2 separate regions of the Homo sapiens genome follow, and region 1 is linked to region 2. A link is an interaction called in ENCODE POLR2A ChIA-PET data of the cell type or tissue named here. Cell type or tissue: Caco-2. All regions are shown on one strand. Links, peaks and the distances in the headings refer to the core of each region. The heading gives the core; the rest is flanking DNA.

Region 1 (5,377 bases), core at 84-5,083, 240 kb after region 2:
GGTGGAATGTGATGTTGGTGAATGGAGTTGGGATTTGGGGATGCAAAATATAGTACTATTTGCTGGGTATCTTCTTTAAAGTTAGAATATTGGGCATCTTGACAAATCAGGGGCTTCCAGGGATGATGGTTTAAAAGAACATCCAGAACTAGGCCTTCTCCCTGTCACCATGAATGGGGGTAGATGGAAGGGGAGGAATATGGCTTTTAACAGGAGCCCCCTTTCTCAGATGATAGTGCAGTTCAGCACAGTGTAAAAACCAGCCAGCTTCCTATTTAGTCCAGAAAAGGATGGGATTCAGAGCCCAAGTTCATGTATCAATCAGATGTGAATTCTCAAAAGTTAGCCATTGCTGCAATCTCTGCTGTTGCCTCCTGTTCTGAAAAAATTAAATCTCTTCTCTTTCAGTATGATGGGATCATCCTTCCTGGCAAATAAATTCCCGTTTCTATCCAAAAGAGCAATAAAAAGTTTTCAGTGAAATGTGCAATTCTGTTGTGTGTTCTGTGAAAGGATCCTGGCCATATTCAAGTCCTTGGACCTCAAGCCACTTAAAGCTTCGATGGGAGTAGCTGGTAACAACCCCGTCATCCTCTGATTGGATGCCAGTATTTCCTGGCAGATCCAAGTCCAAGCTTCATAGCATTCATTGCCTGTGCTTGCCACACCTTGGTTGATGTGCTGTGGTGCAGTAGCCCCATTTGGAGGGGAGGGTTTGGTTGATGTTGGGGTTTGAATTTAGAGCCTTGGTTAAGCAGGGTGCAGTGCTCCTGTGTTCCAGGAGGCCCCCTGCTATTCAGTGATTCTGTTCTGTACTAGAAATTTTATCAGCATTGATGCGTCATGAAGGAATGACAGGCTTTGGTGTGATGGTTGAGATTAAATTTAGACTTAACTGTTCAGGCTCAGGTTTCTTTTACAATGAGAGTATAAGGTTCTTGGGAGGCAGTATGTGCAGATAAGAGGGCAGTCTTTCCGTTTCCAGCCCTTTCCTTTAACTGTTACCTCGGGTGAGTTGTTAATCTGCCTCAGTTTCCTTATCTGTATCAGGAGGCAGTAATAGTAGTATCTCTCAGAGGATTAAATGATTTAATACTTAACAAAATGCTCAGACTAGCACCAGCCACGTAGTGCTCAAAAGGGGTTTCATTTTTGTGTTTGGGTATAAGAAATATTACTTCTGCTAGCTTGCTTCCCTTTGGTGCAAAAATGAAAATACTTTCCCTGTGGTGATTGTCTTTTTTTTTTTTTTTTTTTTTTGAGACGAGTCTTGCTCTGTTGCCTGGGCTGGAGTGCAGTGGCGCGATCTCACTGCAAGCTCTGCCTCTGGGTTCACGCCGTTCTCCTGCCTCATCCTCCCGAGTAGCTGGGACTACAGGCGTCTGCCACCACGCCCGGCTGATTTTTTTTATTTAGTAGAGACGGGGTTTCACCGTGTCAGCCAGGAAGGTCTAGATCTTCTGACCTCGTGATCCGCCCGCCTTGGCCTCCCAAAGTGCTGGGATTACAGGTATGAGCCATCGCGCCCGGCCCCTGTAGTGATTTTCTATATCTAACTGAAGTCGATGCTCAAAAGCCGCCATTTTTGTTTGTTTGTTTTTGGTGGTGGTTTTTTTTGAGACAGAGTCTCTTTGTCACCCAGGCTGGAGTGTGCAGTGGCATGATCTCTGCAACCTCCGCCTCCTGGGTTCAAGCAATCCTCCCACCTCGGCGTCCCGAGTAATTAGGATTACAGCCATCCACCACCACGCCCAGCTAGTGTTTTTTTGTAGAGATGGGGTTTCACCATGTTGGCCAGGTTGGTCTTGAACTCACCATCCCAAAGTGTTGGGATTACAGGCGTGAGCCACTGCACCTGGCAAAAGCCATCATTTTTCTGACGCAATACTTGGCCATTGGTTCATCATTTTCAATTTCAGGTTTAAATTTTGGAGCGCATGTTAATTCAGTTAGATAATTTACTAATTTGTGACTAATTAGAGTTCAGTTGTCCTTGGGCCACCCGTTCATTGCTGTTCAGAGGTTCTCAAATTTGCTGCTTTTGTAGGTATTTTGAAACCTGGAAATAGATTATTTGGTGTGCCTCATTTTTAAATGAAAATAAAGTTACCTTATCCTGTAAGATGAGCTCTAGTTGGTGAAAGGGGAGAATCGTGGAACATGTTGCCATATACTTTTTATTTCATTTAAAATATGAGCTTTTCATTTCTCAATCTTTTACTACAGGGCCAGGGCCCCCACCTCAAATGGGGTGAAGGAGTCTCATTCTTAAAATTCATCTTCATGTTTATAGGGGGGAACCATACTTGTTTTTTACTAACTTCTGAATTAAATAACATGCCATAAACATGTTTAAGAACAGATCTGGTGAATGGATAGTTAATTAGTGCTGGGTGTGGAGAACAAATGCTGGTTTCATCTAAGTAAAGCATTTCAGAAATACAAAATGTAGAAAGTCTCTCAATTTTAATAATATAAACCTGCTAAGCCTTCATTTGGTCCTTGTGTATTGTCTGTGTACTCAGTTGACTTCTCATTAAAAACAAAACTGCTGTGCTCCTGACCCAGTGGAAGAAGCACTGTTGGGAGTTCAAAGAGCTAACCAGGTTTTAGTCCTAGCTCTAAATGGCATTGAGATTTTGGGCAGGTCATGAAACATCTGGAGGACTGCAACCACTAGAGACAGACAACCACCCAGTAGCTAGACAGCTAGCCCCTATTCTGGCTAGAAGCTTGACTTGCAAACAAATGTCCTATTGGTATCTAAAGCACTGTCATTTGTGGTTGAACTTGTACCAAGTGGGTAGATAGGATCGCCTGGGAGTTTGTTAAAACTCGTGGGCCCTACCTCAGACCTACTGAATTAGAATCTAATTTAACGAGATCTGCGGGTGATTTGTACGCATACTAAAGTGTAGAGGTAGTGGCCAAAAAAAGCAGGAAGGGCATGATACCCAAGGAGGTTTCCTTAATACATTTAGTTCTTATGAAGTTCTTACTGTGTGGTTATTTTTCTCGTTTCTTCAGCTGCTACCCATGAAAGTCTGGGAGTGGACCCTGTCTCAGAAAAAAAAAATGAATAAAAAATTATACACAATAATTACAATACTGAGGCGACAGTGGGTTCTCTTTTACTATTAGAAACACCAAATAGTAAACACAGCTAAGGCTTTTTTTTCCTTTAGACATAGTTGGGAGGTGTTTTTACTTTTTCCCTTTAACAGTTGCGTTCTCAGTACATTGCAGTGGCTATACAATATTTCATTTTGGAAATGTATGGGACATAATTATGTAGCTGGCACTAAATGTCAGGAATGTCAGTTTCATTAAACTATCCAATAGAGGCTCTTTTATCCTGCTGTCTTGCCCTCTGTCCAGTGAGTACCTTTAAGGTCCTTGCAAGGTGTCTTGAGCTGTTCAATGGTGTGGTATTGTGGAAAGAATGCTAAACAGGAAAAAGATTATCCATCTTCATTTGTTTTTGAGACAGGGTCTTGCACTGTCATGTGCTGGAGTGCAGTGGTACCATCACGACTCACTTCAGCCTCAACCTCCTGGGCTCAAGTGATCCTTCTACCTCGATCTCCCGAGTAGCTGGGACTACAGTTGCATGCCAGCATGCCCAACTATTTTTTTTTTTTTTTTTTTTTTTGGTAGAGAAGGGGTCTCACTGTGTTGCCAAGGCAAGTTATCCATGTTCTGATTTTGGTTCTGCTTTCCCTGCTAGCGTTACGACCATGGGCAAGAAACCTGGCAAGTTACAGTCTGGCCCTCTAAAGTGGAGTATGTTGGATTTTTGCGTATAACCCTTTATCTTCTAAACTGTGTGCTTAAGCTTCCTTTTCTTGCAGTTTAACACTCTGGCTAGTCCTAACCTGCTAAACTCAACGCAAATGCTGAGGTGCTCCAGCCAACTGGTGGTTGAAGACCAGAATGAGTAGTCTACCAAAGGCAACTGAGTGCTACAGGGTTAAGGCCCAAGCCTTCTAGGTACTCTGGCCCAGAAACCACCCACACATAGTTTAAGCTGCCAGCCACTGGGGACCATGCTAGTGCCTGGGGATACAGAACTAGTCAGAGCTGCTTGTTATGGAAACCACAATGTGGTTGTCAGAGGGGAATCCAGCCTAAGATACCTGGAGGGCACCAGGAGAACTGAACTTGACTCTGCTTAAGGTGGCAAATGCAGGAAAGCTTAGGAAACAAGTATAAATGGTTTATTTTCACAAATCAGTGAACCAAACTGATGTGTGATGATACCAGTTGACCTTTAACGATTTTAGGAAGTTTTGTAATTACCTTTTGTCAAGATTGATACTTTTTTTTTTTTTTCCCTGAGACGGAGTCTAGTTCTGTCACCCAGGCTGGAGTGCAGTGGTGCAGTCTCAGCTCACTGCAGCCTCTGCCTCCCGGGTTCAAGCTATTCTCTTGCCTCAGCCTCCCGAGGAGCTGGGATTACAGGCGTCCGCCACCATGCCCAGCTAATTTTTGTATTTTTAGTAGAGACAGGGTTTCGCTGTGTTGGCCAGGCTGGTCTCGAACTCCTGACCTCGTGGTCCACCTGGCTCAGCCTAAGATTGATACAATTTTTTATGCAATAAGTATGTAAGTAGTTAACCTGGAATCTAAAAGGAGCTTGAAAGGCAAAGGCATTCAACAATAGGCACAAATGAAATTCTAGACCCTCTCAGTTACCCTGCTTGAACGTATGGCTTTGATAACATGACTCAACTCTGAAATGCTCTGATGATTGCCTCTGGAACACAGTGCTTTATTTTTTGCTTTAAAGATCAGTTCTGTTCAAACATGACATGGCGTATCATAGTGGCTAAGAGCACAGAGTTTGGAATTTAAGGCTGGGGGGATGAAGAGGTTGATTAATGGGTGTAGAAATATAGTTAGAGGAAATAAGACCCAGTGTTTGATAGATCAATAGGGTGACTAGTTAATGATTTGTATTTTAAAATAGAAAATAATTCTTTTTTTTTTTTTTTTTTGAGACGGAATCTTATCGCTCTGTCGCCCAGGCTGGAGTGCAGTGGTGCGATCTCGGCTCACTGCAAGCTCCGCCTCCCAGGTTCATGCCATAAAATAGAGAATAATTCTAATGTTACCAGCATAAAGAAAGATAAATGTTTAAGGTAGCAGATATCCCAGTTACCCTGATTTGATCATTACACATTGTACGAATGTATCAGAATATCACATGTACTCCAAAATATGTACATCTATTTTGTTTCAATAAAAAAAACAGGCCAGGCATAGTGGCTCATGCCTGTGATCTCAGCACTTTGGGAGGCCTAGGTGGGCAGATCACTTGAGTGCAGGAATTCAAGACCAGCCTGGGAAACATGGAGAAACCCCACCGGGAGTGGTG
Region 2 (5,377 bases), core at 218-5,217:
AGGTACGTGGCATGACAGGGTGTGCCAGGCCTGGGTTTGAATCTTGCCTCTGGCAGTAGCTGGTGTGTCCGTTAGACAAATCTGTTAACTTCTCTGAGCCTTGAGTGCCTTGTCTACAAAATGGGGATGATACTAGGGGACTTGTGGAGTTGCTGAGAAGATGAATGATTTGTAAATATGTACAAAATGCTGAGCAAAAGGCCAGAGGGGAGAACACACACATCTCTATCTTCCCTTAAGATACAAAGCAGGGTACACTTGTTCACCAAACCCCAGGCTCAATAAACAGTTATGTCAGGACAAGGAGGAAGAGGCCAGGATGCTATGGGTGAGCAGAGAGGGGTTGGAGGCATTCAGTTACCTGAGTCTGGGGAGATGGCAGAGGGTGGCGGGAGCACACTCCATCACCACTGGGGAGAACTGGAGAGACAACACCAGATAACCCCAAAGCCCAGAGGCTGCAGAACAAACATCAGAATGTGGGAAAGGCCAGAGATGTGATGGCAAGAAGCAAGTCTCACATGCCCCAAGCAGGCTCAGCCTAGATGGGAAACACTCCCCCTTTCAGTGGGGCATGGAAGTTGACAACCTCATGAAATCCTTGCGAAATGCACAGTTAACTTGGAAAACACAGAATGTCGAGCTGGAAGGGGCCCACAGATGAGAAAACTGAAGCCAAGAGATGGGAGGCCCTTACCGAGAGACACATGGTGGGGAAGCCACAGAGCTGGACTTCCCGGGTGCAACAGAACAGTGTTCCATCCATGTACCACAGCCCCACCCTGACCCCAGCCCAGCTGTTCTTCCCAGTGACAAAAATAAAATGGGATCAGAGTCTGATTTCCAGAGTTACATGACAAGAGTTAGTAAACACATTGGAAATGGTACTGCCAAAGATTCAAAATGATACCCACAGGAGAACATGCATAGGGCAGAACTCAGAGGCAATGTGGAGTGTTCTCAGAGGCCGGTGGCATGTGGGAAGCCTCTGGAGGAAGGGGGGTCTAGTTACGAAGCTCAGCTCCACTACTCGGGGGCTATGTGACCTTGAACAAGTTGCCTATTTTTTTTGAGACCAAGTTTTGCTCTTGTTGCTCAGGCTGGAGTGCAGTTGCACAATCTTGGCTCACTGCAACCTCTGCCTGCCAGGTTCAAGCAATTCTCCTGCCTCAGCCTTCTGACTAGCTGGGATTACAGGTGCCCACCACCTGGCTAATTTTTTGTATTTTTAGTAGAGACGGGGTTTCATTGTGTTGGCCAGGTTGGTCTCAAACTCCTGACCTCAAGTGATCCACCCGCTTCGGCCTCCCAAGGTGCTGCGATTACAGGCATGAGCCACCGTGCCCGGGCACAAGTTGCCTATTCTTTCTGAGCTTCCTGATTAGCCATGTGTAAAATGGGGAAATCGATGCCTACCTCTCAGGGTTGGTATGAGGGCTATATGTATGAGAGGATGCAAATACAGGATTTAGCTTGGTGCTAGGCATGGAGTATGTTCAAAATGAACAGCACCTGTGATCGTTATCATCAGCTGCTGCTGATGCTAGGAAGGTCTGCCAAGTTCCAGGTGCTTTTCCTACAGGGGCTAGAAATCTAACATTCTCCTCCTCGGGTGTGAACTTGAGACACTTTCATATTTGAGATCCGTGGAGGCCCATCCCAGGGCTGAAGAAAGAAAACAAAAGAATCAGGAAGATTAAGGAGACGGCATCATATTTGAGTTGGTTAAAACATGAGGCTGGGCATGGTGGCTCATGCCTATAATCCCAGCACTTTGGGAGGCAGAAACAGGAGGATCACTTGAGGCCAGGAGTTCAAGACCAGCCTAGGCAATATAGTGAGACCTTGTCTCTACCGAAAAGAAAAAATAAATAAATTAGCTGGGTGTGGTGGGGTGCACCTGTAATTCCAGCACTTGGGGAGGCCAAAGCAGGAGGATCACTTGAGCCAAGGAGTTCAAGACCAGCCTGGACAGCTTGGCGAAACCCCATCTCCATGTGGTGGCATGCACCTATAGTCCCAGCTACTTGGGAGGCTGAGGTGGGAGGATCACCTGAGCCTGGGGAGGTCAAAACTGCAGTGAGCCCTGATTGCGCCACTGCACTCCAGCATGGGTGACAGAGAGAGCCCTGTCTCAAAAAGCAAAGCAAACAAACAAAAAACAACCAAAATGTTTCTTACTAAAGAGACAAAGAGGTGGAGGGGAGAACGTTTCTTTCTAAACTGGCCAACAGAAAAAGAAAAAAAAAAAGAGGCAAGAACATGGCCACTTCTATGGTTCCCCAAAATCCAGATGGGGAAACAGAAGCATGTGTTTACCAAATCCCTTGATCCCCATCTTGAAACCTGGAAAGCTAAAAGGTGAGTAATTTAAGGAGCTATGATTTCGCTCTAAAAGACAATTCAGGTTAAAGATATGAACAACTGGGCCAGCACAGTGGCTCACGCCTGTAATCCTAGCACTCTGGGAGGCCAAGGCAGTGGATCACCTGAGGTCAGGAGTTCAAGACCAGCCTGACCAACATGGCGAAACACTGTCTCTACTAAAAATACAAAAATTAGCTGGGCGTGGTGGTGCACACCTGTAATCCCAGCTACTCAGGAGGCTGAGGAAGGAGAATCTCTTGAACCCGAGAGGTGGAGGTTGCAGTGAGCTGAGATGGTACCACTGCACTCCAGCCTGCACAATGGGAGCGAGACTCCATCTCAAAAAAAAAAAAAAAAAAAAAAGATATGAACAATTTCCAAAAAAATTTCCAAAATCCCTAGAGGGCAGATCCATGTACCTAGCACACAGAAGGTGCCCAATAAATGTTTACCTAAATGAATGATGGTTTGCAAAGTCCTGGGACATGGACCTGAGAGGAGTATGTTCATGCTCTAGATACATTCTGAGGAGTCTTCCCATCCCATGACACCCATTTTCTGAAAACTGCCCTCCCTTCCTCTGGAGGTGGGCCCCTGCAGCCTTGTTTGTTCTAGCCAGAGTCGACAGACACCTGGTTCAAGCTAAACCAATCAGATTCTCTCTCCCACCTGACCCAAGCTGGACCAATCAGATTCTCTCTCCAAGGACTTTGGAATTGGGCTCTGGAAAGCTAGTTGACTGACTGAAATGCTAAAGCTGGGATGTCCTTCCTGCCACATGCAGAGAGAAAAGAACAGAGCAGATGTGTAGAAAGACATGAACAAGCCCCACACCGCCACAGCAAGGCAGAAGAGGAAGAGTGGTGCTGGTTTCTGGCAACTTTCCAGATGCTACCTCTTCAGAGGCAACCTCCACACATTATGTCTTTGGTGAAATTCCATGAAATACCCCTGAATCCACCCAACGAAGTTCCTTTAAGCAAGTTTGAGAAGATTTCCCTTCCCTGCAGTGTGGCAGAGATCACTGGGTGGCTCCCAGTGTCCATTCTCTCTTCTTCCTTCACAAGAAACCTGACTTTTCAGATGGCCACTTGGCGACCTAGAATAAAGACTACATTTCCTACCTTGCAGCTAACTGTGGTCATGGGACTAAGTCCTGGCCATGGAATATAATATTTTAATTGTTAACTTCCAAAAAGTATCTTACAAAGAAGGGAGATAACCCCCAAACTCATCAAGTTGTATACACTGACTATGTATAGCTTTTTACATGTCAATCCTACCTCAATAAAGTGGCTTTAAAAAATTGAAAAATAAAAAGGAAGGGAGGGACTACACACCTGTTAGAATGGCCAAAATCCAAAACACTGACAACACCAAATACTGGCAAAGGGAGGCCGGGCACGGTGGTTCACGCCTATAATCCCAGCACTTTGGGAGGCTGAGGCTGGTGGATCACTTGAGGCCAGGAGTTCAAGACCAGCCTGGCAAACATGGTGAAACCCTGTCTCTACTAAAAATACAAAAATTAGCCAGGCGTGGTGGCACACCGCTGTAGTCCCAGCTACTCGGGAGGCTAAGGCAGGAGAATCATTTGAACCTAGGAGGCGGAGGTTGCAGTGAGCTGAGACAGTGCCACTGCACTCCAGCCCAGGTGACAGAGTGAGACTCCATCTCAAAAAAAAAAAAAAAAAAAACCAAACAAAAACACACACACACACAAATAAATAAATAAATAACCCCAAAACACAAATACTGACAAAGATGTGGAGCAACAGAAACTCCCATTGTTGGTGGGAATGCAAAATGGTACAGCCACTTCGGAAGACAGTTTGACAGTTTCTTAACTAAACGTACTCTTGCCAAATGAGTCAGCAATCATACTCCTTCATATTTTCTCAATGAGTTGAAAACGTATACATACCTGCACACGGATGTTTACATCAGCTTTATTCATAATTACCAAAATTTGGAAACAACCAAGATGTCCTTCAGTAGGTGAATGGATAAAGAAATTGTCATGCATCCAGAGAGTGAAATATTATTCATCACTGAAAAGAAATGAGCTATCAAACCATGAAAAGATGCAGAGGAAAGTTACATGCACATCACTAAGTGAAAGAAGCCAATTTGAAAAGGCTACTACATGATTTCAACTATACGATATTCTGGAAAAGGCAAAACTATGGAGACAGTAAAAAGATCAGTGGTGGCCAGGGATGGGGGTAGTGAGGAGGAACAGGTGAAGCACAGAGGGTTTTTAGGGCAGGGAAACATTTCTGTATGATGCTATAATGGTGGATACATGGAATTATACACTTGTCCAATCCCACAGAATGTACAACACTAAGAGTGAACCCTAATGTAAACTATGGACTTTTGGTGATGATGTGTCAATGTATGGTCATTGAAACAAATGTACCACTCTGGTAAGAGCTGTTGACAGAGGGGGAGGCTGTGTGTATATGGTAACTCTATGTACTTCCTGCCCAATTTTGCTGTGAACCTAAAACTGCTCTAAAAAATAAAGTCGATTTTTTTTAATTTAGAAAAAAAGGGCCTGGGGTGGGGTGGCTCACGGCTGTAATCTCACACTTTGGGAAGCTGGGGCGGGAGGATTGCTTGAGCCTAGTTCGAGGCCAGCCTGGGCAACATAGTGAGAGTCTGTCTCTACAAAAAATTAAAAACCAGGCATGGGGCATGGGCCTATAATTCCAGCTACTCAGGAGGCTGAGGTGGGAGGACTGTTTGACCCCAGGGAGTTGAGGCTATAGTGAGCTGTGATCGTGCCACTGCACTCCAGCCTGGGCAACAGAGCAAGACCCTGTCTCAAACGCACCCCCCCACAAAAAAAAAAAACAAAAGAAAAAAGGGGAATGCAAGGGTACCCTCTGTCACCCCTTTCTTCTGGCTACAATGTGCTGGCGATGTCTAGAGCTCAGGCAGCAATCCTGGACCATGAAGTAGAAGCCATTTGTTATGGATGGCGGAGCAACAAGATATCAGCCTT

The links. Peaks named below come from ENCODE experiments on the same cell type or tissue, not always from the same donor. Only the 100,000 strongest peaks of a DNase experiment are listed, where the experiment ranks them.
Region 1: POLR2A ChIA-PET joins it to region 2 with 5 read pairs; 3 of 35 experiments call an interaction of 5 or more read pairs at or near these places.

What each region holds. Positions count from the first base shown.
Region 1 is chr1:23,695,936-23,701,312 of GRCh38, forward strand. It overlaps RPL11 (ribosomal protein L11), which reads left to right. Exons shown (of 6, transcript NM_000975.5): 6 at 409-900. The coding sequence ends at 438. Among named protein-coding and RNA genes, the nearest start is that of RPL11, 6.8 kb to the left of the region's middle. RefSeq lists an enhancer at 1,615-2,236. In Caco-2, for the core only: no CTCF peak of the experiment used is centred there; no DNase peak of the experiment used is centred there.
Region 2 is chr1:23,456,463-23,461,839 of GRCh38, forward strand. The region is part of intron 1 of ASAP3 (ArfGAP with SH3 domain, ankyrin repeat and PH domain 3); the gene reads right to left. Among named protein-coding and RNA genes, the nearest start is that of ASAP3, 25 kb to the right of the region's middle. In Caco-2, for the core only: no CTCF peak of the experiment used is centred there; a DNase peak (open chromatin) is centred at 3,019.